Linked DNA regions of Mus musculus: regions 2 and 3 are each linked to region 1. The links are chromatin loops, found by intact Hi-C in ENCODE. Cell type or tissue: left cerebral cortex. All regions are shown on one strand. Each heading gives the region's core, and the rest is flanking DNA. Links, peaks and the distances in the headings are about the cores only.

Evidence for each region. A loop is a pair of places that touch in the nucleus more often than their neighbours do. Peaks named below come from ENCODE experiments on the same cell type or tissue, not always from the same donor. Only the 100,000 strongest peaks of a DNase experiment are listed, where the experiment ranks them.
Region 2: a loop joins it to region 1, with 3.0 times the contacts of the local background. A loop is called at or near these places in 10 of 42 quality-filtered maps.
Region 3: it touches region 1 in a loop (4-fold over the local background); 12 of 42 quality-filtered maps call a loop at or near these places.

The regions. Positions count from the first base shown.
Region 1 is chr7:126,696,479-126,706,939 of GRCm38, forward strand. Coro1a (coronin, actin binding protein 1A) reads right to left here and starts at 8,338. Exons shown (of 11, transcript NM_009898.3): 1 at 8,174-8,338; 2 at 6,498-6,696; 3 at 5,528-5,650; 4 at 5,312-5,441; 5 at 5,040-5,224; 6 at 4,812-4,931; 7 at 4,514-4,618; 8 at 4,262-4,407; 9 at 4,106-4,163; 10 at 3,779-3,994; 11 at 3,296-3,507. The coding sequence starts at 6,695. The coding sequence ends at 3,403. Bola2 (bolA-like 2 (E. coli)) reads left to right here. Exons shown (of 3, transcript NM_175103.3): 3 at 77-215. The coding sequence ends at 176. In left cerebral cortex, for the core only: a CTCF peak has its summit at 4,827 (motif pointing left); DNase peaks (open chromatin) are centred at 4,290, 4,829, 5,973, 6,610 and 1 more place; H3K4me3 peaks cover 3,095 bases; H3K27ac peaks cover 3,086 bases.
Region 2 is chr7:126,749,468-126,759,928 of GRCm38, forward strand. Mapk3 (mitogen-activated protein kinase 3) reads left to right here and starts at 10,159. Exons shown (of 9, transcript NM_011952.2): 1 at 10,159-10,351. The coding sequence starts at 10,179. In left cerebral cortex, for the core only: a CTCF peak has its summit at 5,554 (motif pointing right); a DNase peak (open chromatin) is centred at 5,598.
Region 3 is chr7:126,777,830-126,788,290 of GRCm38, forward strand. Ypel3 (yippee like 3) reads left to right here. Exons shown (of 5, transcript NM_025347.3): 2 at 1-124; 3 at 225-268; 4 at 477-585; 5 at 2,198-2,681. The coding sequence starts at 8. The coding sequence ends at 2,287. It overlaps Tbx6 (T-box 6), which reads left to right and starts at 3,654. Exons shown (of 8, transcript NM_011538.2): 1 at 3,654-3,795; 2 at 3,884-4,118; 3 at 5,016-5,283; 4 at 5,376-5,522; 5 at 5,601-5,671; 6 at 6,708-6,781; 7 at 6,863-7,046; 8 at 7,126-7,719. The coding sequence starts at 3,678. The coding sequence ends at 7,339. Ppp4c (protein phosphatase 4, catalytic subunit) reads right to left here. Exons shown (of 9, transcript NM_019674.4): 5 at 10,288-10,389; 6 at 9,608-9,781; 7 at 9,391-9,517; 8 at 8,543-8,732; 9 at 8,037-8,462. The coding sequence ends at 8,333. In left cerebral cortex, for the core only: a CTCF peak has its summit at 2,336 (motif pointing right); DNase peaks (open chromatin) are centred at 453, 2,319, 2,589 and 2,963; H3K4me3 peaks cover 1,620 bases; H3K27ac peaks cover 2,063 bases.

The sequences.
Region 1 (10,461 bases), core at 2,454-7,453:
TCCTTGGTCACCCTAGCTTCGGAGCCCATCACTCCAGCTGAGGCCGCTCATTTCCCATTCCCTTCTCTCGCTCCAGGCTGGTGAACGAGTGCTTAGCCGAAGAGCTCCCGCACATCCATGCCTTTGAGCAGAAAACTCTGACCCCAGAGCAGTGGACCCGACAGCGGCGTGAATGAGGGGCCTAGGCCTGAACAGTCATTAAAATTTAAACCTGGCCCAGCTGGTCTCAGTGTGCTGTTTGAAGACCCTGAGGCCAAGTCACGGATGTGGCTTTTCCCTGACTCTCCTCCAGCCATTGTTTCAGCAAATTTGGATGGATTTCTTTCCTGAGCCCTCTAGGTCCCAACTTAAACAATGAAGATTCGGTTCTTAAGTCTGCCAAGGCTTTACTGTCAAACCCTGTGGTCTGTACTGTCACCAAGGTCAGACCTCAAAAAGCAGGGTGTTCCTGCTCTGTCAGCCCTCAGAAACCCTGAGCATTCTCCCAGGTTCCCTCACTCCAGGTTCCTGGAAGTAGCAGAGACAAGATACAGAATTTCTGTCAGTCTCTTCACAGGCGTACACACTCAGGAGGAGGGATGGACACAATGCACGCTGATGTTCAGTTCAGCTCTCCCACAGCTAGTTCCTCTCCACTGTGGATCTTTGCTTTGGTTTTGTCTTTCAGACAGGTCCCCATATGTTTCCCAGGCTGCTTGTAAATTCATGAGCTTAGGGGATCCTTTGGCCTTAGTCTTCCATGCAGCTATGGCTACAGACGTCCAGCACAATGCCCAGTCCTTCCCATATTGTCAAGGCTTGTCTCAGCCACCCAGTTTCCTGTCTCCATCTTCTCTTGATTTCATCACAGAGGTTGGTCAAGCTGGGATCATAGTAGTCAGTGTTCATGTCTTCCCTGTCCCTGGCATCATTTCCTGAACATTTTCAGTTCCTCTGGAGAACTAGTGATTCAGTCTCCTCACAAGGACCCCAAAAGAGCACCCCTTCACTCCCCAGTGATGGCCCTCCTCCAGTTTATAGGCAGAAGGGGCTTGCCCAGGATCACATGCCCTGTCGGGGTGAGACACAAGCTGGCAGGCAGAATTTTCCATTGTCTATACCCAGAAAACTCCATGGTGTGCTGAAGAGAGGAGGGCCGGGGTGGGGTCCTGGGTGTTCTCTGCATTGTATCAATTCAGCCATGGTACACTATAGAACCGCTCTGTCACCTCTGCCCTAGAGTCTCCGACCCTCTAGAACAGTTCTGTGCCATCCCAGCTCTACCCTCTGGAACCGCTCTGTGTGACCCCAGCTCTAGAGTCTCCCACCAATCAGGCACAGCAACTGCTGTCATATTGAGAATATCTTTAAAAGCATGCACTCATATAGGTAGTCGACAGTGCTAGCCTAGCATCCCTGAAGCCCCAGGTTCAGTCCTCATTACCATATAAACCAGGCATTGTGACGCACATGTAGAATAAAAGGTAGAGGCAGAAGTATCAGGTGTTCAGGACCACGGGGATCCGTGTGAAACGGTCACAGTGCACAAAAACAAACACCTTACTCCTATAGATAGGGTTTAAGAGATCTGTTCCTTCCTGTCTTCCTCAGAGGCCAGGTCCTCTGAAACCTACAGGCAATTCTCTGAGGCAGGAGGATGCTGAGAATGAAGTGGGGTTGGGGGGTCTTAGACCATGGTTTCGGAACTGCCAACCACTACCCTGTTCCATGTTAGCTCAGGGTCCGACTGTTTCCTTATTCGTTTGTCTTTATGGGATGTTGTCTGTTTTGTCAAGTTTTTTTTCCCTTAGTTTTTGTTGTTTGTTTGTTTTTTGAGACAGGACTCTCTTTGTAGCCCTGGCTGCCCTAGAACTCAGAGATCTGCCTGCCTCTGCTTCCAGAGTGCTGAGACTAAAGGCTTTGTGGGTGTTGGGATTAGAACTCTGGTCCTCTGGAACGACAGCAAGTTCTCTGAACTGCTGAGCTGCATCTCCAGCCCAAGTTTTGTTTTTACCTGTGTGTATGTGTGAGTGTATTTGCTTGCAGGTATATACATGCCTGTTTATGTGAGTGGAGGCCAGAAGAGGCCGTCAGGTATCTGTCTTCTGTCATTTTTTTTTTTTTTCCTTTTTCTTTTTTGGGTTTCTCGAGACAGGGTTTCTCTGTGTAGCCCTGGCTGTCCTGGAACTCACTCTGTAGGCCAGGCTAGTCTCGAACTCAGAAATCCGCCTGCCTCTGCCTCCCAAGTGCTGAGATTAAAGGCGTGTGCCACCATTGCTCAGCCTTCTGTCATTTTCAACTTATTCCTTTGAAGTAGTCTCTCTCTCTCTCTCTCTCTCTCTCTCTCTCTCTCTCTCTCTCTCTCTCTGAACCCATGTTTGCTTCTTCTTTAGGCTGGAAGCCAACCAGCCCCGAAATCCTGTTTTATCCACATCAGAGCTGGGTTGCAGGTATTTGCAAGGTTTCCCAGCTTGTAATGTGGATGCTGGGATCTGAGTTCTAATCCCTATGACTGCAAGGGAAACACTAAACCACTAAGTCAACCCTCCAACCTCCTGTTTTTGGCTTTATTACAGTTGTTTTTGAAACAGGGTCTCTATTCTAGGCTGGCTTTGAACTTCTGACCCTCCTGCCATCGCCTCCCCAGTGCTGAGATTATAGGTGTGGGCACCACACTTGGTTTATGCAGGGTAAGGAATCAAACCTAGGGCCTGGTGCTGCCAGCCAGGCCACACCCAAGCCCCATCTGGTTTGGTTTGGTTTGAGGCAGTATCTCACTTTATAGCCACTGTCAACTGAGTTTCTGGCTTGAACCCCGCAGCAACCCTCGGTCTCCCAAGTGTTCAGATTACAGACGTGAGTGGCGTCTGCTCTGCAGTCTTGTTATTTTTGTTCTTTGAGTCAGTAGCTCAAGGAGTTATCAGTGTGGTTGTTTGCAGGCTGTGCTGGAGTTGACCAGGAAATGCTAATTTGGGGTCAAGGCTAGAGACATAGCTAGAATGACAGCCTACATAGCATATTAACGGCTTTGGTCCAGCACTATCAAAGAAAACACGAAAAGTTTGGGGGTGACTGTGGACATTTTGGGGGCCCTAAGATAGGGATTTGGATGACTCAGACCTGCTCTGAGGTGGAGCTAGGGAACAGAGAACAGTGTCCAGCTCCATCCATCCCTGCAGGTATCATACCGGGCAAGGCCCTTTCCTCTGCTATAGTGTGAATTTGGAAGTGACCCACAGCCCGAATGGGGGCAGCGCATTCAGAGAACTCTCAAGGGGAAGCCTCGGGGCTCACCAGTTCACCGGAGTCTGAGAGGTACCAGAAAATAAAGCCGTTTTATTATTTTCGTCTTATTCACCATATGGCCTGAGGGTGGGGTGGGAGCAGAGGGGATGGCTGGCCCCAGATGAGGGCTCTGGGGTTCTACTTGGCCTGAACAGTCTCCTCCAGCCTGTCCAGGCGCTCTTGTAGCTTTTGCACTATGGCGTTCAGATTCCTCACGTCCTCCTCCAGCCTTGACACGGTATCCTAGGAGACCCAGCCCTGTATCAGGCCCAGCTTCTCTGTTGCTTCCTCTGACATCTGCTAGCCTTTCCAAGAGCTGCAAGGCTTGGGCCCTTCTTTCCCAGCAGATGCTACCCGGATTACTGCATGCCTATAAGCTTGCAACCTGGTTTCTAAGGCCTCCAGGTCACCCACTCCTTGCCCTTGGCTTGGGCATCTCTAACACTGGACTCTCTCCCCATGAGACATTGAGCACATCCATGCAGGCTTTGCCCCAGCCCCCCGCCCGCCTTACCGAGCTGGGCGTGCCGCTGGGCTCTGGTGTAGCTCTTCTGCGAGCGCTGTCCAGGCCCCTGTTGACCCTCAGCTCCCTGCTCTTTGGGGGCACGTAGCCATCCTTGAGGGAAATGAGGAGGGGGCCAGCATCCCGACCACCCAGCCATTCCTCAGCTGTGAGGGCAGGGTCGGGTCCTGCAGTGGGCGGATACAGGTCCTCCTGGAACAGGTCCGACTGTGGGCAAGGCCAAGGCTGGTCACAAGAGTGTTTATGTTTCTGTCCCACCCTACAAACCCCCGTGGTCATTTCCTGCCCCAGCACCCTGGGAGGAGCATAAGAGCATACCTTTCTAGGCACTGTCATGGCAATGGGCTCACACTTCCGCTCATGAAGCTTATAGAATCTGTGGAAACAGGAAGATGAGCGGCACTCTTCAGCACGGCTGGCTGGGTGCTGAAGATCGGGCTAGGATTAGGGGTCAGTCAATTAGGAGTCAGTCACCTGGCAATCTCACACTTATTCACTTCCAGGCCACGTTTGGGCATGTAGCCCATACCACGCTGAGACTCCTTGGAACTGAACATGGAAAGATAATGCAGGAACGGAGCCTCAGAAGTGATCTCAAAATACCGGATAGAGCTGTCACCCTGTGGGTGTGGGCAAGACAGTACCATCAGAACAGGGCGCCCGGCTGTCTGTTCACCAAGCCACCTACCCACCTCCCTCGTCCCCCAGCCCTCCTGCCTGAGTCACCTTGCCACAGAGGTAGACAATGTTGGTATCAGGATCAAAAAAAGGTAGCAGGACTCCGCTGCTTGTGTCCAGCTCCTGCAGGGACAGTGGCTCCTCCAGGTGCTTCTGTAGAGACAGGAGGTGATAGAGCAACAGACTGGACCATGTCAAGGCTTCACTGGACAATCAGCAGGCAAAGGCCCTCAGACTAAGCATGGAAACTCCCCATCTCACAGGAAAACTGAGGCCACAGTCACGTGGTAGAGTAAGCGTCTAGCCCTGATCCCCAGCCCGCGGGGCCCTGTGTCTCAGCACTCACTGTGTCCCACAGCGCCACCTGCCGCTCACTCATGCGACTGAAACCCGTGGTTAGAATCTTCCCTTCTGACACAAACACAGCGTGCACTGGCCGAGTCCCCTCATGGGGACGGTCCTTTTCCTGAGAGGAAAGAAAGTAGGTCAGCCTCTCACAGTCTCACCAAGGGACTAGACCCCAGGTGGGTGCAGGAGGAGCAACATCCAAGGTTTAGGTTTCACGGCAACTTACAGCCACAACAGTGCCTTTGCGAGGCTCGATGACACGAACTCGCTTGTCACGGCAGGAGGTGCAGATGAGAGCACCGTCCCGGCTCCAGTCCACGCTGTAGATTGTGTCCGGGTGCACATCCGGGCCCAGCGTCAGCACAGCTGCCCCAGTGCCCACGTCCCACACCAGGATCACATTGTCACAACCTGCACAATTGATGGTCCAGCGTTGAACCATGAGCCTTTGCCCCCTGTCAAGTCGCGCCTAGCCCTCCCCTCCGCCCCCTATGGCACCTGCGCTGAGAAGCACATTCTGGGCTGTGGGGTGCCAGGCCACGATGCCAACCCTCTTGGTGTGGCCCTCCAAGGTGATGACAGGCTCCCGCAAGGGCAGCACCAGGCCCCCATCCGGGATCTCCCACACCTGTAGAAAGGGGAGAGTGAGTCTGGGGTTTCAAACACCAGGTCCTTCTTCCAGACTCCTTCAGAACACATCCCTAACAGACTTACCATAACTGTGCAGTCCTCAGAGCCACTGGCAATGACATTGTCATTGTGTGGACACCAGGCGATGTCTAGCACAGGGGCAGTGTGGCCGCAGACCAGGGGCACGTTCTTGTCTACTCGTCCAGTCTGGGGGCACAACGGGGATTCTAATGGAGGCGATTTGACCTCTGAACCCAATCCAACCTCCCCACACACCCCTGCAGAGGGACGCAGAGGAAGGCTGTGGGGTCCCTGGGAGCACTGGGGTGGGGAGGACTTGGCATCGTCTAGTCCCAAGAAAGCTAGCACCAAATGAGACTCTGGCCAAGATCCTGGCCCTCTTTCTCAGTGTCATGTGTGGGTACCATGGACCCAGGGTGAGCATGGGGCTGTGGTCCCCAAGAGGAGAGTGTGAGAAGAGTGCTATAGGATGTGTCCTATAGATTTGGGCCTGGAGGTCTGTCTGATGCCTCTAGACAGCAGCAGAGGTTTGGAAATGGCCTCTTCCGAGAGCCAACTGCTTCCTGTGTAAGGAGCTGAGCAGGGTGCAGGCCCAGCTTCAACCCGACAACCACTTCCTCTTCTCTTCTGCTTCCATCGGCCCTTTTAAGGTAAAACTTGGGGCCTATCTCCCCTTCCTGTTTCACCCCCTGAGGAGTCCAGGAGTGAACTTCAGCTGAAGAACAGCAGGCTCAGAGGGGAGGAAAAAAAAGGGTTTTGCCTCGTCTCCACCAGGGCTTACGCTTGAAGGGTCCCCAAAGTCCTCGCCAGACCTGCAGCCTTATCCTTAGCAGAAAACCCCAAGCCAAGATTTGGGGGACCTGCCCCCCTTGTTTTGTCCCCAGAGAGCTTAAGTAGCAAATGGCCCTGTCCCATTTTACAGATATCAACACAGAACCCCAGGGAAGCTGGGTCACAGTCAGCTACTGAGGACCCCACAGTCTCCATGGACAGCAGAGTCCTCCCCAGGACCATTGAGGTTCCGGAAGCTCACCTTGCCTAGGGGTAGCACCAGGAAGGCCCCTCCCCCACTGGCCTCACAGATCAGAGCCATGAACTTGGGGTTGACAGCGCAGAAGCCACTGTCCCAAGTGGTTTGTGAGACGCGCACATCCTCATAGCACTGGTCAGCCTTGGCTGGCTGTCCAAACACGTGGCGGAATTTGCTGGAGCGAACCACCTGCCGGCTCATCCTGAAGGATACAGATTGTAAACTTTTCTTTGGGTCAATCCCAGCCGCACTTTGTCATCCCCAGAGCAACCCTTGGCCTGGCCTTGAGGGTTCCAGCATGGCGTCTGAGGCACCCTGACCATGACTGACAGCTTGCTTATCTCCCTGCTTACCCTCCCCAGTTTTTCTGTCAAATTCCCAGGCACTTCAAGCCACACCCTCAATCCTGCACCATCAGCCCCTACAACAGCCTGCTATGGTGTGGCTCCAAGGGTCTGGTTCTTGACTAAGACACAGTGCCTCCTTCCTAGTGGTCCAGACAGTCTGGAGATAGGTTCCCTCCTATCGAACTCTTCTAGATCCCACATCCCTCACACAGAGCTTCCTAAAGGCAGGGCAGGGCTTCTCCCTGGCCTTCCAGCTCAGGGATGGCACACAGAGGGATGCAAGCCAGCTTGCCTAGGAAGGGATGCAGTAGCAGGATGGCTTCCCCAGGTTTCTGGCTACAAGAAGCAGCAATGGCTTGGGTCCCAGCATCTCCCCAGACCTCTGCTCCTAACCTCCGCTCAGAAAAAAAGCAGATGTTCTTCTGAGCCATTTCTGCTTCCGTTAAACTACACTCAGGAGAGGCCCACCCTGACTTCCCTGAGGTCCGCTAAGATGGTTACCCACTGTGGCTAGGCAGCCAGCTAGTGAAGCCCAGGGGCTGCCTCTATCCTGTGCCCAATCCCTCCTCCTTCCTGCTCAGTAAAGGAACCTCGGCTGCGCTGTGGAAGGCATCCTGCCCAGAGCCTCTATCCACCTCCCCAGCCTCACCCATCTGCTCTGCCTTAATGGGGGACTCAGCCCCTTCGTGCTGGGACTCCAGTCCTCGCACACCCCGGTATCACCAAGGAGGCTCCCAGGTCTATTAAAAATAAAAGCAGGTGAAGTGCCTGAGTGAAGTCTCCAAGACAGGAAGGGGACACAAGACCCCAGTGAGCAGTCTGGATTTGGGAGAAGGAAAGCCCAATCCAAGGTAGGGGCGGAAGATGTGCCCCACCCGGCCTCCTCCCCCACCCAGGTACCAAGCCCGGAAACCACGGAAAGGGGAACTTAGTCTTGTTTTGCACTCAACCCCTTCCTGTCTCAAAGCTCAGGGCAGCTACTTGGCTCACCCCACCCTGCATCCCCCACCTTCAGAAGCTCCCTCCCCGGGGCATAGGTTCTGAGCCCAGCTACGGCCGCTCCCAGGAGCCCACCTCCATCTTGGTCACGATGGTCCTTAGCCCTCACCTTGGAGCACTCTGGGACCTACTTGCCCCTTCGAACTCCCTCGTCCTCGATCCTCCTGGCGGGGCTCACAAACCGGCTCTCTGTCCCCAGCCTGGTGGCTCTGACAGCTCGCCCGCCCCCACAGTCCCACAGTCCTGCCCCCACACTGGCGCTGGCCCCACAGGTGGCCCATGGCAGCGTTGCCTGGCCCTTGTGACCAGCCCTCCCCCGGCGCCCAGCCTCACCTGCTGCGGAGAGCTGAGCGTGACCCCTCCCAAGTAGAGGAGGAAGGAGAGAAGGATGGAGGAGCTGCAGGCTGGCCACCGAGGATGCTCTGTCAAGACAATGAATGAGCAGCGGCCGTGCGCCGGCCTCCTCCGGGTGGTAGCGCCCCTTTGGGCGGAGCTCATGGAGGCCCGGCCCTTCGCTCCAGGGCTGCAAGACTGGGACCGCTCCCCATGCTGTCAGCTCCAACCCCCGAACAGATGCTGACGCGAATCAACTCTTCTTTTAATGTCAGAACGCAAAAATATCCCGTTCCTTCATCCCTCCCCCAGCCGCCCGCTGCCTCCTCGAGGTCCTTTCCCTGGCACCGGAGAAAGCTTTAGAACGGCTTCAACCAGCTTGAGAGCCTTCTCTGCTACAGGAGGGACCTCTCCTGTCGTTACCCCAAATGGATTTCTGGGAGGCCTTGGGGGGGTCATTTCTCCTTTCTAGGGATTTAGGGCTTCAGCGGGGACACCCTTGTCCTCTGCTTCGTGGCATTGAGGCCCGGAAGAAGTAAAATAACTGGGCATTATGGAGCACCTGTTCTGTGCTGGGGCTATGGAGGCAAATGAGTAGTGCTCCCCCTCTAGAGAGCTCTCGGGCCATGAGAAGAGGGAGTCGGGAGTCCGTCTGACACAGTTTAAAAGCCACTGAGTACACACAGAAGTCTGATATCACACACAGCTGGGCTGTGGTCCATTCCTGTCCCTTGAGGGGAGTGGGTTGTCACGGTAGCAAGGGCAGAGGAAGAAAGGCCTTTGCTGGAACCATTGTTGTGACTCCTGGCTGTCACTCATTTGAGTGACCTTGGGCAGGTTAATTTAATCTCAGCCCCAGTTTCCTGTCTATAACAGTCTTACCTGCCTTCGTATGGAGATGGTCACTCCAAGGATAGCTGGATTTGCATCTACAGAGTGGCAGGTATTAATTAGTGTTGGGGTCTTACAGTCAGATATGGTGGCCCACACCTGTAAATCCATTACTACGGAGGCAGAGGCAGAAGGGTCAGTGAAACCAAGGCCAGCCTGGTCCACATGTAAGCTCCAGACCAAGGCTACATAGTGAGACCCTGTTTCAAAAACCCAAAAGATGTTGGTTCTTTTCATTATTGCCATTTACCAAAGCTTTGGGCTATCCTGGGAGGAAGAGGAAACACCACAAGTGGCTCTGGAGAAGGGTAGGGGGCTGAGGCGCAGTGTCAGCAAAGCTCAAGGACACAGGTGTGCTGACAGTCATCTGTAGTCAGGAAGCTGAGGCAGGAGGCCAGCCTGGGCTACATAGCAAGACCCAGTCAGAAGAAACTCTTCTTTAAGGTAGAAGTAGTTCGAAAGAACAGAAGGGGCTCCAGTTGTACTGATTAGCCGTGTGATCTTGGCCAAGAGGCCCCACCTCCCTGAACCTCAGTTTCTGTAGGAGAGAAACAAGAAGTCCTGCCCACCTCACAGCTAACGGTGCGGTGCGTAAGGTGTAGTCTGAAGTGTTCTGCAGTTACTCAGTACAGGGTTGGATAGTGCCTGAGGCTCTGTGACTGTAGCCAGCGACTCTAGAGTCTCCAGCTAAAGTGATAACAGTAATGGGGCTGAGAATGGAGTTCAGCTGGCAGAACACCTCATAGCATGCATAAAGGCATGGCCTCCAGCATCACATAAGCTAGGTGCCGGGCTAGAGAGACAGCTCAGTGGTGAAGAGCGCTCACTGTTCTTGCAGAGAACCAGGATTTATTTCATTCCTAGCACCCACATGGTGGTTTACAAACCATCTGTAGGCATGCATGTGATGCACATACATACAGGCATGTAAAACAACCACACACATTTCCTTAGTTACTGTTCTATTGCTGTGAAGAGACACCATGACCAAGACAAGTCTTATAAAAGAAAGAATTCAACTAGGAGCTTGCTTACGGTTTTAGAGGGTTAGTTAGTCCATGATCACCTTGGGGGGCGGGGGAGGGGGGAGCCAGAAAGGCATAGTCCTGGAACAGTAGATGAGAGCTCTACATTCTGATCCACAGTCATGGAGAGAGAGAGAGAGAGAGAGAGAGAGAGAGAGAGAGAGACAGAGAGAGACAGAGACAGAGACTGGGCCTGGTGTGGACTTTTGAGACATCAAAACCCACTCTCAGTGGCACATTTCCTCCAATGTCCAATAAGACCCCACATTAATCTCAAGCACTCCACCAACTGTGATCCAAGCATCCAAACGTATGAGCCCCTCTGGGGGCCATCGTTATTCAAACTACCACAGACATAAAATAAAACTTAAA
Region 2 (10,461 bases), core at 3,516-8,515, 54 kb after region 1:
AAGTTAAAAAGAAGAGAACTCAGCAGGCAGAGGCAGGTGGATTTCTGAGTTCAAAGCCAGCCTGGTCTCACAAAAAAATTGAACTGTCTGTCCTTGTCCCAGATGACCCGAAAGCTAAAGCTTCCTGTACGGGAGAACAAAACTACTGTGGCTGTGGGTACACAGATGATGCATAGATTCTGAAAGTGCCCAGGCTGAAGGTGTGTGCCCTGCGGTGAGCAACCGGGGCTGGCGGTAAGATCCTCATCTTCGACCAGCTGGCCCTGGAGTCTCCCAAGGACCGAGGCACTGTGTTCCTTCCTGGTCCTCGGAAGGGCCGAGAGGTATACCGGCATTTTGGCAAGGCTCCAGGAACCACACACAGCCACCCCAAACCCTATGTCCGGTCCAAGGGCCGGAAGTTCAAGCGTGCCAGAGGCGGAATGGCCAGCCGAAGCTACAAAAACTAACCCTGGATCTTACTGTTAACAAAAAAAGCTTTGGATGTTGAAAACAAACAAACAAATCCATTTAAATCTCCTTATCCCATCCCCACTGAAGCCACTCAAGGGTCCTACTTCAAAGCCACATTCCAAAGCAAGTGTCCTTATTGGGGCTGCACTGTAGTCCTCTGGTAGCGCCCAAAGAAGCGGTCAACAGCTGACCCTGCTTGGTGGTTCCAAAGGATCTGATGCCCTCTTCTGGTTATCTTGAGCAGAGCATGCACGTGGTGTACATAATACAGGTAGGCAAAATTCTCATACATATAAAACTAAAACTAATACATCTTTTTTTTAAAAGATTTATTTATTTATTATATGTAAGTACACTGTAGCTATCTTCAGACACTCCAGAAGAGGGCATCAGATTTCATTATGGATGGTTGTGAGCCACCATGTGATTGCTGGGATTTGAACTCAGGACCTTTGGAAGAGCAGTCGGCGCTCTTAACCACTGAGCCATCTCACCAGCCCCAAAACTAATACATCTTAAAAAGAAATAGCTTAGGCAAGTCACAAATCCAATAAGGAGGCAAACAACCAAAACAAGCTCTATGGGGGCTGGAGAGATGGCTCAGCAGTTAAGAGCACTGACTGCTCTTCCGAAGGTCATGAGTTCAAATTCCAGCAACCACACACAATAATGAGATCTGATGCCCTTTCCTGGTATGTCTGAAGATAGCTACAGTGTACTTAGATACAATAATAAATAAATCTTTAAAAAAACAACAACAACAACAACAACAAAACCAAGCTCTATGGGCTCAGGAGAGGGCTCAGTAAGCAAGAGGGTTTGCTGCTCTTGCAAAAGACCCAGGTTCAAGTCCTAGCATCTACATGGTGGCTAACAACCATTTGTAACTCCAGTTTCAGGGGACCCAATGCCCTTTCGGACCGCCACAGGCACAAGACACACACGTGCTGGGATTAAAGGCATATGCTACCACCACCTGTCAATACAACAAACCTTAGAGTCACTTGGAAAGAGAGTTTTAATGAGGGGTCACCTAAACAAAGCTGGCCATCTAGGCATGTCTGTGAGGATCGTCTTGATTGTTAATTGAATGTGTGTGGCACCACTTCCAGGCCAGGGCCCTGGTCTTTATAGGAAGACTGAGTAGTCCTGAGGATGAGTCTGAGGGGACCAGCTGTCCCACGCTCTGGCCACTGAGATGTCCATGCAGTAACGGACAGTAACTTGTAAGCCTTAAGCCCCTCCCTCCTTTTCCTCAAGGTGTTTTTCACAGCAACAGAGATGGAAATTGAACACCTACCTCGTTCAGGGCTCTGCCTTCTTTCTCTCTTTCCATCTCAAGCATTACAAACTCCAAACAAAGCAAAACACTAAAGATGCCCAAGAAACTAAAGGAAATCATGCTTGAAGAAGTAAAAGAGAGGGCTAGATAGATAGAGCTCAAATCAAACAAAAAGAAAGAAAAAGGTGAGAGAAAGAAACACCAGACCTGGTTCTTTAAGCTAAGAGATGAGCCCACAAGAGCAGCAGCGAAGAGAAGGCCACCTTGAAAGACAGTGTTAATTTATAGGGTTTTTATTCCCTACCCTTGAAATATTTTAAAAGCAGTTATACTGAGCACCTCGGCTCATACCAGCATTTCAAGTACTTAGGAAGCCGAAGCTGAAGGACCTCTGAGACACAGAGCTAGACTCAGTCTCAAAACAACAACTATAACCCAAAATGCCAATCTCTCAAGGATGTAAAAGATGCAGTCACCGCAACCAAACACAGAGCAGCAACATCTGTGAGGTTTGATCTGACAGAGCCGAGAGAGGAAAGAGACGATTCAATAGCAACAGTGAGAGACTTCGATGCTGCAAAGGAACAAAGGACTTGAACACTGTGCACAAGTCAAACCTAAAGGTCACCATGAGGACGCCCTGCCCAGCGACAGCAGATGTGCACAGTACCACAGAGATGTCCTCCAGGACAGACCATATGCCAGGCTACAGAGCCACCCTCCACGAGTTTTAAAGGACTCAAGTCGTACGGAGAATGTTTCTCAATCACAAGAGCTCAAAATAACAACAAAAGAAATTAAGGGAATTCAAAAATATGTGGAAACTAGGCAACACTATTCGAGAACTAAAAAAAAACAAACAAAAGGAAAATCACATTGAGGAAGTAGAAAACACATTGGGATAAGTGAAGATGAATTTACAACCTACCAAAGCCCACGGGCTGCAGGGCCAAGCAGACAGCACACAGCTGGAGTTCTGGCAAGTGGAGGCCAGCCAGAGCCACATTACAAAGGTAACACTAGCTTCACACAGCTATTATAACATGAGTAAGATGGGGCATCATTTTCCTCTCTGATTAGCCATGACCTACCTTGCACAGTGTGGGGGTCTGAATGAGAACGGCCTCCACAGGCTCATCTCTTGGAATATTTGCTTCCCAGTGAACTGTTTAGGAAGGATGAGGAGGAGTGGCTGTGTAGAAGGCAAGCTAAGGAGAGTGGGCTTTGAGATTTCAAAAGCCTATACCAGGTCCAGTTTCTCTCTACCTACAGATCAGGGTAGCTCTCTCAGCTCCTTCTCCAGCACCATGCCTGCATGCTACCATGTTTTCTGCCAGGATGATAATGAACTAACTCTTTGAAACTGTAAGCCAGCCCCTAGTGAAATGTTTTCTTTTTATAAGGGTTGCCTTGGTCAAGGTGCCTCTTTACAGCAATAAAACAGTAACTAATACACTCAATAAGTGTGTGTGTGTGTGTGTGTTTTGAGATAGAATTTTGTTCTATAGCTAAGATAGGCCTGGAACTTACTATGTAACCCAGGCTGGTCCTAGCTTCTCCATCCTCTTGCCTTAGCCCCTAGGGACCAGGTGCACCACGTGCTTGGAAATCAATACTTGCTGAAACCGTAGCTGGCTGTTTCTGCAGCTCACAGGAAGTGAAGTTAAAGACACAGACAAGAAGAGATTTTGAAAGAAGTTCAGGAACTTAAGGTTACCACTAGTTATGTAATAAGTTCAAGGCCATCCAGGGCTACACAAGACTTAGTCTCAAAAACAAACGAATGAACAAACAAACCAAAAAAGGGCTGAAGAGATGGCTCAGTGGTTAAGAGCACTGATAGCTTTTCCAAAGGTCCTGAGTTCAATTCCCAGCAACCACATGGTGGCTCACAACTATCTGTAATGGGATCTGATGCCCTCTTCTGGTGTGTCTGAAGACAGTATACTCAAACAAACAAACAAAGAGTCTTGCAGCCTCCACATTCGTAACCATCACAGTGCATCACCCTCCAGCAAGCCTATGACAGACTGTGGTGAGCTTCTTGGAAGAACACACCATATGTGAGGCACACAGGTAGCTCAGGGTGGAGATCTGGGGGAGGTATTTATAGAAGTGAAGAAAGTATTGGGCCAGCCAGGCAATGGTCACATAGGCCTTTAATCTCAGCACTCAGGAGGCAGAGGCAGGCAAGCCTCTGAGTTTCCAGCCAGCCTTTAAAATTCCAACATGGCCAGAGGTACACAGGAAAAAAAAACCTTGCCTTGAAAAAACAAAAAGAAGCCAGGCAGTGGTGATGCACGCCTTTAATCCCAGCACTCGGGAGGCAGAGGCAGGAGGATTTCTGAGTTCGAAGCCAGCCTGGTCTACAAAGTGAGTTCCAGGACAGCCAGATCTATTCAGAGAAACCCTGTCTCGAAAAACCAAAAATAAATACATAAATAAATAAATAAATAGATAAATAAATAAAATAAGAAGGGCGGGTATGGTGGTGTAGGCCTTTAATTTCATTACTCAGGAGGCAGAGGCAGGCAGGAGGCCAGCCTGGTCTATAGAAAGAGTTCCAGGGCAGCCAGGGCTACACAGAGAAACCCTGTCTTGAACCCACCCCCCCACCCCCCAAATAAGAGACCTGAATTTAAACCCAGCACTCATGTCAGGTGGCTCACAACTCCGGGTGACTTCGGCTTCAGGGCATCCAACGCCCTCTTCTGGCCCCCCAGGCACCTGCGCACAGGTGGCATTTACTCACACAGACACACACGCTGCACAACTATGCATAAGTAATATAATATTGGTGGTGCTGGAGAGATGGCTTAGTCACTAAGAGCACTGGCTGCTTTTGCAGAGGGCCTGGGTTTTGTTCCCAGCATCACATGGTTGCTTACAACCACACATAACTCCAGTCCTGGAGGTCCAGTGCTTTCCTCTGACCTTCGCAGGCACCAGGCAGGCACATGGAGTACATATATACATAGAGGCAAAACACTCCTCTGTCTTGGTTACTTTACTATTGCTATGATAGACCTAATTGACCAAGGCAACTTATAAAAGTAAGCTTTTTATAAGCCCCAATTTAGGGCTTACAGTTTCAGAGGGTTAGAGTTCATAGCCATAATGACAGTGAGTACGGCAGCAATCAGGAAGGCATGATTCTGGAACAATATTGAGAGCTCACATCTTACGACACAACCAGGAGGGGGGGGGGAGAAGAAGGGGGGAGGGGAGAAGGAAAGGAAGAGGAGGAGGGGAGAGGGAGAGGCACTCAGAATGCAGCAAGTCTTTTGAAAACCTCAAAGCCCACCCGCAGTGACATACCTCCTTCACCAAGGACTCACCTCCTCATTCTCTCAAACAGTCCTACCAACTGGTGGTCAGTTACTAAAATCCATGCATCTATGGGGACCATTTCCTTTCAGATCACCGCTCTTACCCATGAGCTGCTGGAGAACACAGTTCCCAGGTCCTTTCGTTCTCTGAACTTCAATGTCTGCTTTTCCCCAGCTAAACGTGAACGTCATTTCCTTCATTTGGCTGGTGCGAGGATCGCAGGGGATGGTATACATGAAGGTGACAGGTGGAGAATAGATGATCAGTCTACCTTAATTAATACCTTAAAGAGACGAGGTCACTTTATGTAGTCTTGGAACTCGCTATGTAGATCAAGCTGTCCCAGAACTCACAGAGAACTGCCTGCCTTTGCCTCTCAAGTGCTGAGATTAAAGGCGACCGCCCACTACTTTAGTTAAATGTTGGTCTGTAAAGGAGTCTGAGAAATCCCAAAATCCCAGCCCGATCCTTAAAGGAAATTCCAATCTCAGCCACTAGGGGGAGAGCGCAGTCGCGCTTCCTTACCCAGAGGCCTGAGGGTGGTGGCATGCCCCGCCCATCTCTCCAGCCTTTCCTTTGCACAGGAAAACTCTGCTCAAGAAACCCCACTTAAACAGAACCCCACGCCACTTTCTGAGTCACTATATCCTCCTGCAGTAGCAATGTGATCTGGCAAGAGTCGCTCTAGGGCTTTCACTACTTCCTGAGGAGCATCCAAAGTCCAAAGTCTGCCTAAAGCTAAGACCTTCATCAGTCTGGGCTGCCTCTAGAGCTATCCTGGCCCTCCTGTAGATCCTTTTCTGCAGCTGCCAGACAAGATAGGCTCCTGCCTCTATCCCTTAGCATATGTTGTTCCCTTTCCTCGACGTCCTCTCTCCATTTCCAGCTTCTGCAACCTCACTTATGTTTCAGTGACTGAAGGCTACCTCCTCAGCCATGGGGTGATGACCCACACCTTTAATCTCAGCACTTCCAAGGCGTGAGTTTGAAGCCATCGTGGTCTACAGAGTGAGTCCAGGACAGCCAGGGCTACATAGAGAAACTCTGCCTCTAAAAACAAAAATAAATACATAAAATAATGAAATAAAAGGCCACCTCCCCAATTCTCCTGAAAGTGACCTTGCCCCCCTCCAGCTTTTGGGGGTTTACCTTTGATATATTTTCTCTTTATATGACCCAACTTGGTCTTGAACCTGCCTCAGTCTCCTAAGTATTTGTGTTTATAGGCATTTGCCATCACAGCTCCTATCATGAGGTTTTAATCCAGCCAGTCTGACTGCAGCAAGTTCCAGGTCTTCAGTAAGAGCCTGTATTATACAGCAATCTTCCATTAGCCGAGCCCAGAATGTTGCTCAAAGTGCCATATAATTAAGCCTATCAAAGCAATTACCAAAGAAGTCATCGATCTAATCGGTACCTCTTAAACTTTAGTGACGTGGGAGCTCTGGGGAATCCGCAGCTCAGCCTCATTGACCTGAGCTACATACAGTGCTTGGCTCTCTGAACACTCACGATTGGTTCTATTGTCTCTTGATCTGTAACTTGTACAAGCACTTTTTCCCAATACCCTGGAGAGAAACAAGCCTAGGCTCTGTGTGTTTGTGAGGCTCCTGGATCACTCAGTTCTGGAAAATGAGGTGGGATGGCAGCACCAGAGTGTGGCTTCCATGTGAGCCGTCTATGGTTCCAAGACAGTGTGGCATCTGCAAAAGTCTCTGTGTGAAAAGTACTTGAGTCAAGTAGTGGCCCCTTCTTGACTCAAGTCAGCTAACTTAACTCTCAGACTCCCCATATGTTAGATGATTGATTCATTTAAAAGTGTCAGGCTGGGAGAGACGGCTCAGCAGACCCAGAGGGTCTGAGTTGCCAGCACCCGTATCAGGCGGCTCACAACCAACTGTGTGTAACTGTATGTATCACACAATTCTGAAAAACCCACAGTGGGCTATACCCTTCCTCATCACTCACTAATTAAGAAAGTGCCCTACAGCTTGTTTTTTTGAGACAGGGTTTCTCAGTATAGAAACCTGGCTGTCCTGGAACTCACTCTGTATACCAGGCTGGCCTCGAACTCAGAAATCCGCCTGCCTCTGCCTCCCAAGTGCTGGGATTAAAGACATGCGCCACCACTACCTGGCCTTACAGTCATATCTTGTGGAGGCATTTTCTCAACTGAGGTTCCCTCCTCTCCAGTGGCTCTAGCTTGTGTGCCTGCACAGGTGGAGAGCCAAGTGGTTCATTGATTGCTCGGGGGCCAGGGCAGGTCCAAATCCTGTGGGTGCTGCTGGCTACTGAGATGCCTGGTTCTGGGTTCTCCGACTTTCCAAATCTGATGACGCCACCATCACAACTCTAGCCTTGCTAAGCATACAGACCCCACCATACCCTCAGGGCCAAACCTTGTCAGTTTATGGGGGCTGGAGAAATGGCACAGTGGTTAAGAGCACTACCTTCTCTTCCAAAGGTCCTGAGTTCAAATCCCAGCAACCACATGGTGACTTACAACCATCCATAATGAGATCTGACACTCTCTTCTGGAGTGTCTGAAGACAGCTACAGTGTACTTACATAGGAAAAAAAAATAAATCTTAAAAAAAAAAAAAAAAGCCAGGCGGTGGTGGCGCACACCTTTAATCCCAGCACTCCAGAGGCAGAGACAGGCAGATTTCTGAGTTCGAGGCCAGCCTGGTCTACAGAGTGAGTTCCAGGACAACCAGGGCTATACAGAGAAACCCTGTCTCAAAAAAAACAAAACAAAACAAAACAAAACAAAACAAAACAAAACAAAACAAAAAAACAACAAAAAACCCCTGTCGGTTTGAATTTCAGACTTAAGTGAGTATGATGTTACAGGTCTGTAATCACAGCACCTTCACACATACGCACTTACAACACAGACACACAAACATTAAATAACAGAACACATTTTAAACATGCTTAACATTGGTCTGCCAGGCACTGGAGGTACAATAATGAACATGATATGATCCCTAGCCATCCATCTGCAGGGACCAGACGGAACCTAGAAGCAAAGGAGTGATTTTTATTTTATTTATGCACTTAGAGACAGGATCCTGGGGCCGGATAGATGGCTCAGTGACTAAGAGGCTGTTCTTCCAGAGACCCTGAGTTCAGTTCCCAGCAACTACATTCTGACTTACAGTCATCTATGATGGCATCCAATGCCCTCTTCCGATGACAGAGCAGTCATATACATAAAATACATAAACAAGCCTTTAGAGACAGGAGCTCACTGTACAGCCCAGGCTATCCTCAAACTGACAGTCATCCTACCTTGGTCTTCCAAGTGATCACAGGGTTCTGGTTGTTTTTGTCAAATCTAATTATTTTATTAAGTAAATAATGTGTAGAGGTACCTGAGTGCAGCATGTGTATGCAGGAGCCCTCGAAGGTCAGAAGAAGATGCTGAATGCCCTGGAGCTACATGCTTGTGAGCTGCCACGTGGATGCTGGGAACTGAACCTAGAGTCTCTGCTGAAGCAGTAAGTGCTCTTATCCCTGAGCCATCTTTCCAGATTGTCAAATCCAAACTTAAAAATGACATCCTTAGTGCTGGAGAGATGTGTTAACCTTGAAGAACACATACCGCTCTTCCAGAGGACCCAAGTTTGATTCCTGGCACCTATATCAGGTGGCTCACAACCTCTTAGAACTCTAGTTGCAGAAGGTCTGATTCCTCCGGCCTTGGTGGGCACCTGCACTCATGTGCACATACCTGTAGGCAGACATGCACGTAATTTTTAAATTCTATTTTATTTATTTTGTGTGTGAATATGTGTCTGTCCACATTCATGCTATAGCATGCTTGTGTTGGTTGGAGGAAAACCTGCAGGAGCTAATTCTCTACTTCCATTGTGAAGGTCCCAGAGATCCAACTCAGATCTTTGGGCTTGCTTGGCAAGCATCTTTACCTACCCAACCATCTTACCAGCCCAGCGTGGGGGGAGGGGGGGACAGAAAGACAGAGACAGACAGAGACAGAGAAAAGGTGACAGTGAATTTAAATTGATTTAGTTACCTTTGTCCACAGCTACCACCCTTTCCCTCCTTCTCCCGTGAAGTGAGCTGGGTTGCACGTCCTCTGGGCAATCAGGCAGAGGATTTGTACGACACTGGGGCCTCAGCACACACCTGAGCCCCCCTGCAGGCCTGTGTCTTCACACTGGAGTCAGGACCGACTTCACAGCTTCACAGTGCTGCCTGCCGTCCACCACCCTCCAGATTGCTTCCTCATTATAAAACGTAAGATATACTCCCTCAGCAACTCAGGGTGGCCCACTCCTACCAAGTCTGACAGCCTGAATTGGACACCTGGGACCCACATGGTGGAAGGAATCAGATGTCCTCTGACCTCCACACAGGCTCTGTGACATACTTACGCTCCAACACACAAAATTAATAAATGTGGCAAATAAACGAATAAGAAATTATGGAAGCTGGGCATGGTGATACATACAGCTTCTAACTAATCCTAGCACTGGCGAGTTAGTATGTTGAGGCCAGCCTGGTTACCTAGTCTACATAGTGAGTTCTGGAACAGCCAGTTCCATGTCAAGAGACCCTCTTAAAAAAGAAAGAGAGAGAGAAAAGAAAGGATGGAGATGTGGCTCAGTGGTAGGATGCTTGCCTAGTAGCATCCTGAATCTGTATGATGGCTCAGGCCTAAAGGCAGGAGGATGTGTTCAAGGCCAACCTCCACCACATAGAGAGCCTTTGGGGCTAGCCTGGATTACCACTATCTGTTTAAATGAAACAAAGATGTGAGGCAGGTCTTCAAAGGTTAACTGTAAGCCGGGTGGGTTCCCTTAGCATTACTGAGGGCCACTGGCCCCTGGGGCTGCAGAACTCTCTTGGCAGACTAAAGTACCCTAGTGGCCAAGGCAGGGAAGGAACAGCGTAACTAGGCGGGAAAGCCGGGTGCGCGCCCAGGAGACCATGTGACGTCTCGGGCCCGCGCAGGCTCGCCCGGCAGGCGCGGGGGCGGGACGCGCGGGGGCGGGGGCGGAGCCTGGCGCGCGGCCCCGCGGTGACAGGGCGGTAGGGAGGGGCGGGGCCGCGGGCGGGGCAGCGGGGGGAGGCGGGAGGAGTGGAGATGGCGGCGGCGGCGGCGGCTCCGGGGGGCGGGGGCGGGGAGCCCAGGGGAACTGCTGGGGTCGTCCCGGTGGTCCCCGGGGAGGTGGAGGTGGTGAAGGGGCAGCCATTCGATGTGGGCCCACGCTACACGCAGCTGCAGTACATCGGCGAGGGCGCGTACGGCATGGTCAGGTGAGGGGGCGTCCCGGGAGGGGGCTTCGGAGCAGGGACAGCAGGTGTGTGCTCGGGACATGGGGGGCTCAGGGAGTGTCGCAGGGGAAGTATCGTGCAGTGACTTCTGG
Region 3 (10,461 bases), core at 1-5,000, 79 kb after region 1:
CCCCGCCATGGTGCGGATTTCAAAGCCCAAGACGTTTCAGGCCTACTTGGATGACTGTCACCGGAGGTATAGCTGTGCCCACTGCCGTGCTCACCTGGCCAACCACGACGACCTCATCTCCAAGGTAAGCAGGTCACATTTTAGTCTAGAATGGCAATGGGCTGCCTGGCAACTCCCCACCAATAGCCCTAACCCCCTCCTCTCGTCTCCCCACTACCCTCCAGTCCTTCCAGGGCAGTCAGGGACGTGCCTACCTCTTCAACTCTGTGTGAGTATTCATCTCCTTCCTTTCTTTTCCTGACCTCTGTTGTGACCTGTGACTCCCTGGTATGCTGATATTCCCAGAGTCCCTTGTTTCTGACAGGAAGCCATGATCAGGCTCCTCTTAGAGGCTAAGACCAGACACTTAACATACTAGCTAGAGGGTGGCTCTGGGCTGCTGAGACCCTCCCTGGGACTACCCTTTGTCCCCACAGAGTGAATGTGGGCTGCGGGCCAGCAGAAGAGCGGGTGCTGCTGACAGGTCTTCATGCTGTCGCTGACATCCACTGTGAGAACTGCAAGACCACTTTGGGCTGGAAATATGTGAGTTTGAGATCTCTGACCCTAGGCTGGCCTTTGACCTAACCTCATCCCTTCTTCCTTAAAAGTATCTGCCTTTGCCTTTCAGAGTACCAGTGGCCCAGCACAAACTGGCTTTCTTTCCCCAGTGACTGGCGTTTGTCCATTGCAGGGCTTTGAGGGTGTTCTCTTCCCTCGAAGGATTTGCACCCCTGTCCTAGATGATTAGCATCATGTAGAATCACCATTTATCAATTGCTTATCTGCCATGCATGTGAACACATGGCACATAGTCTCTCGATCATTACAGCTATTCTGGTGGCAGAGTCTGTTCCAGAAGACAAGGAGGTCTGAAGATGCTAGGACATTTGCCCAAGATCACACAACTAAGACTCTGTAGCAATGTGGAAACTAGGTCCCCAGATCTCTGCATAGCTCCTGTCACTTCTGATGCTGTCTAGCATCTGATTTCACAACCTCAAGTCTCATTTCCTTACCTGGCATGGGAGCATAAAGCCACTACCTGGCACAGAATATCATTGTGAGAGTCAGATTACACGTAACAAAGTTATTCCTTATACACTTGAGGATAGCATAGGGAATTGGGCACTTGGCATGTTTCTAGAAGCTGGATGCCCCATTGCAAAGACAGTCCTAATCTTACTTTACCTCTGACCCTGCCACAGATTTCCTGTGTGTCTTTGCACAGGTGGCTTGGCCCCTCTGAAATCCTAAAATGTAGCCTAGACCAGAGGTTAAAAACTCAAATGTCAGCAGTGTGTGGTGGCGCACGCCTTTAATCTCAGCACTGAGGAAGCAGAGGCAGATGATGTCTGAGTTCTAGGCCAGCCTAGTGAGCTCCAGGACACCCAGGGCTATGTAGACCCTGTCTCAAAGTACAACAAAATCCTTCAAATGTCTATAAGACCAAGCAGAACCGGGCGTGGTGGCACACGCCTTTAATCCCAGCACTTGGGAGGCAGAGGCAGGCGGATTTCTGAGTTCAAGGCCAACCTGGTCTACTGAGTGAGTTCCAGGACAGCCAGGACTGCACAGAGAAACCCTGTCTCGAAAAACAAAAGCAAAAACAAAACAAAAAAAGAGCAAGCAGATACTGTGGGTTTATAAATGGGTAGATATAGGGCAGAGAAAGCAGGCTGGGGCAAAATGAAGTGAGTATATATATAGTTATCATTTAGTTGTAAGTTTTATTGTTTTTTTTTTTTTTTTAATGTGGTGCTTGTATTGAATCCAGGCCCTCCCACAAGATAAACATCCCCAACTCCTAAAGTTGTTTATATTAAGCTCTCTGCTATCTAAACAAAACTACCTTAGGTTGAAATGGCCCTTAGGCCACCAGTTTGTAATCCTTGGACCTTGAAATCTTGTAGGGGCTTCCAAATCCTCCCTGTTGGAGCTGTCATTGATTTTCAGAACTACCCGTGCTTCAGAGTTCTCTCTCTTCCCAGTGAGGAAAAGTGGTGTCTGGGCAGGCAGCTGAGCTTCTCTGGGCCACAGGGTTTTTTGTTTTTTGTTTTTCATATATAAACCAAGACCAATGGTATTCATTCCCAAAACCCCATTGCCTAGTGGTAAAAGTATTGTCTGTGCCTGGCAGCCCTTTCTCTCCTTCCAGGAGCAAGCCTTTGAGAGCAGCCAGAAGTACAAAGAGGGGAAATACATCATTGAACTCAACCACATGATCAAAGACAACGGCTGGGACTGACCTAGCTCCTGCCGCATGTGGCTTCAGCCTGGCCTGGCCGCCAGGGGGAGCCACTGGTTTCGCTCCTCCTGAAGGGAGCTCTGGACCCTCAGGGCCCCCACAGGGGAAGGACCCAGCTCCTGTACATACATTTTATTGCATGCACTGTGACCTTGGGGGGAGACAAAGAGGGGGATTGTACCCCCACCCCCTGCACCTCCCTGCGATCTGGCTGGCTTGGATCTCATTTTTTAACCCCTTCCTGTCTTGCCTGTCCCATAGATAAGGCCTGTGTGCTGCTCTCATGGCCCTGGTGCACCACCTTTCTGTGAATCTCTCCCACTGGATCCCTCTTACCTGCAACGTGTCTGTTCTCGTTCTGTAGCATTTGTAAATAATAAAACAATGGAATGGAGACAGCCCCTGGCTCACATGGAATACAGAGAGGGGACCTGGAATCCAAGTTCCTTCCCTATAGATGGGTTCCATTCAGAGCCCTCAGCAGGGGGAATGGAGTAGGAACAGTAGACCAAACTAATCTTGCTCCTGACATCTTGCCTATGTTAGTCCTGGCTTTCGTTCCTCGGGGGCAAGCGTCAGAGAAGACCACCAATTCTCTGGCTTTGCCGCCCCAGTCTGAACTACAATTCCCAGGGATCCCAGCACAGGTTGCCTGTGGCCTTTACGTGCGACTGGCGCGGTGCCTACTGGGAAGTGTAGTTGAAATGTTCTCGGCGTGAGACCTTGCGCTTTTTGCACGAGATACCATAGATGTGTAACTGTGCACGCCCCTCAACTTTTGAGACTTGGAGGCTTTTCAGACTATAAACCAGGGAGGACTCTAGGCTTTAGTCCTCTGCCTCGGTCTCTTGAAGATGCCCAGTGTCTGGCGTATCAGCTCAGACATCAACCCTGCACTTGTCCTCGCGTTCACTTCGCAAGGCTAGTCCTCCAAGTGAAAAAAAGGGAGGGGGTCACCTTCCAGAAAGTCTGGGGCTTTAGGGTCTAACCCGGGATCCTAGGCTCGGTGCCAGGATCCAGATCCCACCCCTGCCCCCTAGCCGGTCTGCCCCCACCGTGGGAACGGAGACCAGCTGGCCGGAAGCGCCAAACTGCGTCCCTGTCTTAGCCCTAGGGATCAATCAGACCGAGGAGTTAATTATGTAATGAGGGGGTAGGGGGTCGGGACTAGTGAAGCTGCGAGGGAGAGGGGAGGGTACCCAGGTATCCGGCCTCCTCTTGGACCCCTTCTAGGCCCCAGGGGTCTCCATTCCAGCCCACCTCCAGGGCCCCAAGGAGGGGAGGGGCTGTGATCTCTGGTTTGGAAGGGGCTGTGCTGTGAGCTATAAAGGGGGCATCCCTTAGACCCCGGATTCTAGCAACGGGACACAAGGCCAGAAGAAACTACAACATGTACCATCCACGAGAGTTGTACCCCTCCCTGGGGACTGGCTACCGTCTGGGACACCCCCAGCCTGGGGCAGACTCCACCTTCCCACCTGCCCTGACAGAGGGTTACCGCTACCCTGGTGAGCGGTTGGATTGGCTCTGGGTAAGGGGCAGGAAACTGGGAATATGTGGCCCTCCCCTGGATCCTCATTCTTCCCACATCTCCAGATTTGGATACTTCTAAACTGGATTGCTTCCTCTCTGGGATCGAGGCAGCTCCCCACACTCTGGCTGCAGCCGCTCCTTTGCCCCTTCTCCCATCTGCTCTGGGCCCCGAGACAGCACCGCCACCCCCAGAGGCCCTTCACTCGCTTCCTGGGGTCAGCCTGAGCTTGGAGAACCAGGAACTGTGGAAGGAATTCAGCGCTGTGGGGACAGAGATGATCATCACCAAGGCTGGCAGGTGAGGGACGGCCAAGTCAGCTTTTAGAAAAGAGAATTCCTGGGACAGAGCTAGGGTTAGGGGCCCCTTCAGGGCTAGGACAACCCAGACAGCAGAATCTAACTATGGCCTGACACTGTGACCCTGGACTAACAGGAGTTACACTGTGTCGAGGTTTAAGGATCAGGCTGGCGAGTTTGTGACTGGGTTTAGGAGCCATTCTATCAAGGGTCAGAAAGGTCAGCCTGGCTGGGTTGTAGATTGGCATGTGGCCTAACTCAGAAGCAGACAGCCTATGAGAAGGGTCAAGGACCAGTCAGTGACCAGTGTGGGAGAATCTGTCCAGGATCAGGGGCCGTGTGTGACTAAGTCCCAGCTCACCCTGAAGGAAGGTGATTGCCTACCGTGTGAGCTCTGGCAAGGTCTCTAAGGCCTGAACCCCAGGCTAAATCCTGTCCCCAGGGCCCAGCACCTATTATTTCTGAAGAAAGTTAGTCTTTGCTGCCACAGAGGTCAGTGCTGCACCAAGGTGGGGAGCAAGAGGCTCCTAAGGCTTCAGGAAGAAAATAGTTACCACTGTTTCTGCAAAGAGAGTTACAGGGGGCAGGGGGCAGGAGCCTGGACAGGATGTGGCAAGGGCTCGGAGACAGAATTGTACCATGTTGTAACTAGGATGGAGAGAGTGAAGGGGCAGGTGGGGAGATTAACCTGCTCCGGCCTGTCAGAACCCCTAACCTGTCTGTCCCCTTTGCCCATCTGTACAATGGCTCTTAGACTCTGCTGGAGAACCTAGTTACACCTCTCTGGCTTTACCGTGCCAAAACTGAGGTGCCTATTGCTAGTTCCTTCACTGATGCTGGGCTCACAGCTGTTAGAGGGTAGCTCCAGGCCTCTCCTCCTTCCCCTTTCCCTGCGCAGGCGCATGTTCCCTGCTTGCCGAGTATCAGTCACTGGCCTGGACCCAGAGGCCCGCTACTTGTTTCTTCTGGATGTGGTTCCAGTGGATGGGGCCCGATACCGCTGGCAGGGCCAGCACTGGGAGCCAAGTGGCAAGGCTGAACCCCGCCTACCCGACCGTGTCTACATTCACCCTGACTCTCCTGCCACTGGTGCCCACTGGATGCGGCAGCCCGTATCCTTCCATCGTGTTAAGCTCACCAACAGCACACTGGACCCCCATGGCCACGTGAGGCCCAGGCTGGGACTCCTTGGTGGGGTGTTAGGGTGGTAATGGGAGGAAGGTGACGGCTGGGAGTCACCTCGTTTCTTCCCTCCCAGCTGATCTTGCACTCGATGCACAAGTACCAGCCTCGCATCCACCTGGTGAGAGCCACCCAACTATGCAGCCAACACTGGGGGGGTGTGGCCTCCTTCCGATTTCCTGAGACCACATTCATCTCTGTGACAGCCTACCAGAACCCTAGGGTGAGTGGCCTTGCTTGAGGGAGGGTCAGTGACTGTCGCCCAGGCTACAGGGGCTTTGACCTGCGTGTGTGTCCTCAGATCACACAGCTGAAGATCGCAGCCAATCCCTTTGCCAAAGGTTTCCGAGAAAATGGCAGAAACTGTAAGAGGTGGGCATCATTCATTCAGGGAATGCTTACTAATTATTGTGTGCCGGGTACTGTGCCAGGGTACCAGGAACATGATGGTAAGTAAAAACATGTGTCCACTCTTTTTTTTTTTCCAAGACAGGGTTTCTCTGTGTAGCCCTGACTGTCCTAGAACTCACTCTGTAGACCAAGCTGGCCTCGAACTCAGAAATCCACCTGCCTCTGCCTCCCAAGTGCTGGGATTAAAGGTGTGTGCCACCACCACATGGCTCTATTCACTCGATTCAACAATTACTTAAGCTTGCTCAGTCCTCATACAATTGATAAGACTAGCCGGCAGAGCAGACAAAAATGAGAAACTATACAATTCTAGCAGCAATAAAGCCTGCAAAAGATGGCAAGGCCTGGAGGGAAACTGGAGAAAAGGCGCCGAAGGACATGGATAAAGACCTTTGGGAAGGGGAGGGAAAACTAAGTGTCTGGGAAAAAGACATGTGCAAAGGCCCTGAGGCAGACGTGTCCTACAGTGAGGCTGCAGAGTGAAGGGAGACCAGCCAATGCTTACCAAGGAAGGACTTGGGCATCTCTTCCAAGTACAGCCCCTGAGAGCTGACCTAGCCCTGCTAGTCTATCCCAACAGTGACTGGTTCACTAGCTCAAATACGGAGAGAGCTATGACATGCTGTGAGGAAGGTGTGTGATGCCACAGGTCAGGGAGGCCTTCCTGAAAGGAGTATAGATTGTCAGGTGCCAAAGGGCTGTGGGGCAGCTATGAAGTTGGGCGGATACTGGACTTTGCTGCCGGGAAGGGGCTTTCTCAGATTCTAAATACCCAACGAGGAAAGAAAGCACTAAAGAACCAAGTTACAAGTCTGAGAGGAACCTCCGCTCTGCTGCTTTTTAGTGGCTTCTCTGGTCTTCAGTTCCTTATCTGTAAAATGGGTATAATATAGCACCTGCCCACAGGGTGCCTGGGAGGGTGGAATGCCTGGCACCTGGTAAGTACTATTAGTGCCATCATCATCACATCATCATCGTCACCACCATCATTCCCCAGGGAGCGGGATGCCCGTGTGAAGAGGAAACTTCGGGGCCCAGAGCCAGTGGCCACAGAGGCCTGTGGGAGTGGGGGTGAGTGCTGTCCTGGTGGCATGGGGCCAAAACTGAGACATGGAACCTCCCCTAACCAATCTGTGCTTTTTTTCTCCTTAGATACACCAGGGGGTCCCTGTGACTCCACCCTGGGTGGGGACATTCGGGACTCAGATCCAGAGCAGGCCCCAACCCCCCAGGAAGCTGCTTCTGCCTCAGCTCCTCCATGTGGGGGCCCCAGTGCTGAGGCCTACCTTCTACACCCTGCCGCTTTTCATGGCGCCCCCAGTCACCTACCAGCCAGGTAAGGTGAAGGGTAGAGGGCTGGGTTGTCCAGGAGGGGGTGGCCTTCTTCCGTTCTCATACCTGTCTCCTGTGACTAGGACCCCCAGCTTCGCTGAGGCTCCAGACCCTGGGCGCCCAGCCCCCTACTCAGCTGCATTTCTGGACCTACAGCCTGGACCAGGGGGCTCTGCCTATCAGGCAGCTCCATCTGTACCATCCTTTGCCCCACACTTCATCCAAGGGGGTCCCTTCCCTCTACCGTACCCAGGACCTGGAGGTTATCTGGACATGGGATCCAAGCCAATGTACTGAGCCTCGGTGTAGTAACCCTATGCCATCTTCCCTTGATCCTCCAGCTCCCTTCCCCCAGCCTGGTAGCATCCGCATTGAAGTGGTATCCCCCTCCCCCCCACCAAATGGCTGGCTTGGGCCTCTCTTCCACCCTTTAGTTCACACCTTGATTTCACTCCACCCCCTCTGGCTTCAAAGCTCAGGCAAGGCAGCTCTGAGTCCAGCTGGGGCCTGCTTCCCCTCAGCTCTCACCTTAGTGCGAATGGAGGGAGCCTCTGCCTGGCCAAATGGGGCTCCCAGCCCAGTACCCCCACCTCCTGGGGGCCTTGTTACTAGTGCAAGCCATGCCAATTTGTTCTCAGGATCAGAGTATTTTTGTTAATAAAACTCCAAAGACATTAGTGCTCAGGAAACTTGAGCTAATGGTGTTGGCCCTGGGTGGGGCTGGGGGAGCCACAGCTTTAAGGTCCAGCTGCTTGCCCTGCCCTTGTGGCTAGGAAAGGGCCTGCTCTGGGCTGTCCCCTTCAAGATGGAAAAGCTTCCTCACAATGGTTGCTTTAAGAATCAAGGCTGTCCATGAACCTAGATTTCATGAAGCACTAAGGAAGCCTTTGGGAAAGATTAGAAGATTAGCAGATGGAGCCTCAAGGCTCCGGGCCCAACGGACAAGCAGAGCAGGTCTCCATGTCCACCCCAATCAAACCTGACAGAACCTAAGTCTATTTTTCTTCTTTTATTAGAATTTTTTTCTTTTTTTCTCAAAATGTTTTATCTAAAAACAAAAACAAAAAGAAAAAAGAAAGGAAAAAAAAGGAAAAAAGAAAAAAAAAATGACTGAAAACTTCATGGATCAAGTGGGAGAAAGGAGAGGAAGCCAGGAGCCAAGGCTCCACCTCTCCAGAGCAAGTCCGCACCCTGGGGCAAGCAAAGCCAGGCAGCCCCTCAGACCCAGCCTCCGACTGGGCAGAGGGCAGTCACAGTGGTCCAAGGGCCAGAGGGGCTGGGGCCAAGGAGTCACAGGAAATAGTCGGCCACTGGCTTTTTGGAGGGGATGCCACGTGTCTCTTGGGGTGCAGCCTCGAAGATGATGAAATCTTTCTGGAGGTGCTCATCCAGTTCTAAGATGGCTGCCACATTGCCACAGCTGGATTTAAGAAAAGTAGAGTTAACAATGGTTGGCGCAGATACCTACCCTCACCCGGGCTCCTGGCCTTGCCAGCTTACCGGTAGCAGTAATTAGGCGCTGACCACACAGTAAGCACGGTCTCATTGAAGTGCCACTTGTAGCCTTCCATCACTAATTGGTGGGCACGGCAGATCATATCAATGTCGTTGGCTGCATTGAACTGGGCGACCACGTCACTGCCAAACAGGTAACCTGCCCCGCGGGGGCTCACTCCCCAGCCTGTTGTGTCTGAGACAAGACAAGGACAGTGTGTGGGCTCCTCTGGTTGTCTATTATACCAAGGAATTAAAAGCCCGTGCATCTTTCCTCATTAAGCAGAGGCTTGTTCTAGGGGATCTGGGAGACAGGATAGCAAATGCTAGAACAGAGAAGCTCTAAGGAGAAAAAAATGCCCAGAGAACCATTATGATCAAGGTTTGTCCTGGCAGTAAGGTCATTTTCTGCCACATAGGGCAGTCTGGAAAAACACTGATGGGATTAGAGGGCATGCTTAGGACTGGTACTCAGAAAGCCTGGCTTTAAATCTCTATTCTGCCAGAACTAGAGGGGAACTTCCATACAAAGGAACCCTCAGGGCCATCATTCTAGGGGACCAGGCTCACCTGCAAAGAAGCTATTGTCAAGTCTATGACCTTTCCCACCCAGGGAGCCAATGACTTCACCCTGAACAGATCTTCTGAGCCACGAAAACTCATGAGCCAAGCTACTATAGGCCTGAGCACACCAGCATCCAGTCAGGCAGGAGGAAGGAAAAAGCCAGTGTGGACCAACTTTGCCCTCCTCTCCCCAAGCTATCCTGGCCTGACTCTTCTTTCTTCATACACTTGCTTAATTAAATCCCATCCCCACAAGCTAAAGGTAACACCAGCTCAGGTACTGCCCTCACCTTCAGGGTCAGACCACAGGAGGTCGCACATGGGTCCATCATGGGGTACCTCTTGCTTTCGGTCAATTGTCCGGATCTGGTCCAAGGTCTGGATGGAAGGGGAAAGACCTCCATGCACACAGAAGATCTACGAGGGAAAGTAGTATCAGAGAAAGGGAGGTGGAAGCCCAGAGACCCATTACTGCCCCACCCCTGAGGAGATCCACAGCCAACCTACCTTGCCATCAATGATGGCAGACAGGCTGAGGTAGTCAAAGATCTCAGTACAGTAGCGCCATACAGTCACTGAACCATATTTCCGTAAGCACTCATCATAGAACCCATAGACCTGGGTAATCTGGCGACTCTCATGATTGCCCCGGATCAAAGTGATTCTGTCAGGATAGCGAACCTAGGGGGTGCATCAAGCCAGGGCTGGTTCTAGTTTGTTTCCCACTTAACCCCTCCCAATTGTCTATCAGCCTCACTCAGCCCTCACCATGCTCTGTGTAGCCCAGACTCCTGCTGCCTCTGACATAATCAGGACATCCCTGCCTCACAGGCTCCTGGAGCTTTTTCTAGAGATGTACTCACTACAAGGCTAGTGATTCCTCACTGCTGGACTCAGGCTCCAAGCCTTGCACCCTATCCCCACCCCACTGTGGCCCCTCACCAATGAATTCTCCCAGTTTATTCAATTTCTGCTGCTTCCTGAACACAGCCTCTGTCTACTTCCCAGAACTCACATCACCAGCCTCTTCAAGGGCTCAGGAGATGGCCCCACTCATGGCAGCAGTCATGACCAGCCCCGCTAAGCACACAGTCCACAGCCACAGCAAAGTTCCAAGGTGACAGGAAAGGTGATGAGGGCAGCAAGTAGTGGCCAAGGCTCAGGCTCCAGGGGCCAAGGGTCCTCACCTTAAGAGCCAGCAGGAGGAGGAAGGTTTCAACACTGTAGAAACCACGGTCCACAAAGTCTCCCATGAAGAGGTAGTTGGTCTCAGGGACATCGCCACCTACCTGGGAGGAGGGATATGGCTCTGCTTGGCCCCAAACTATCTCCTCCCACTGCAAGGCCAAAGAACTGAGCCC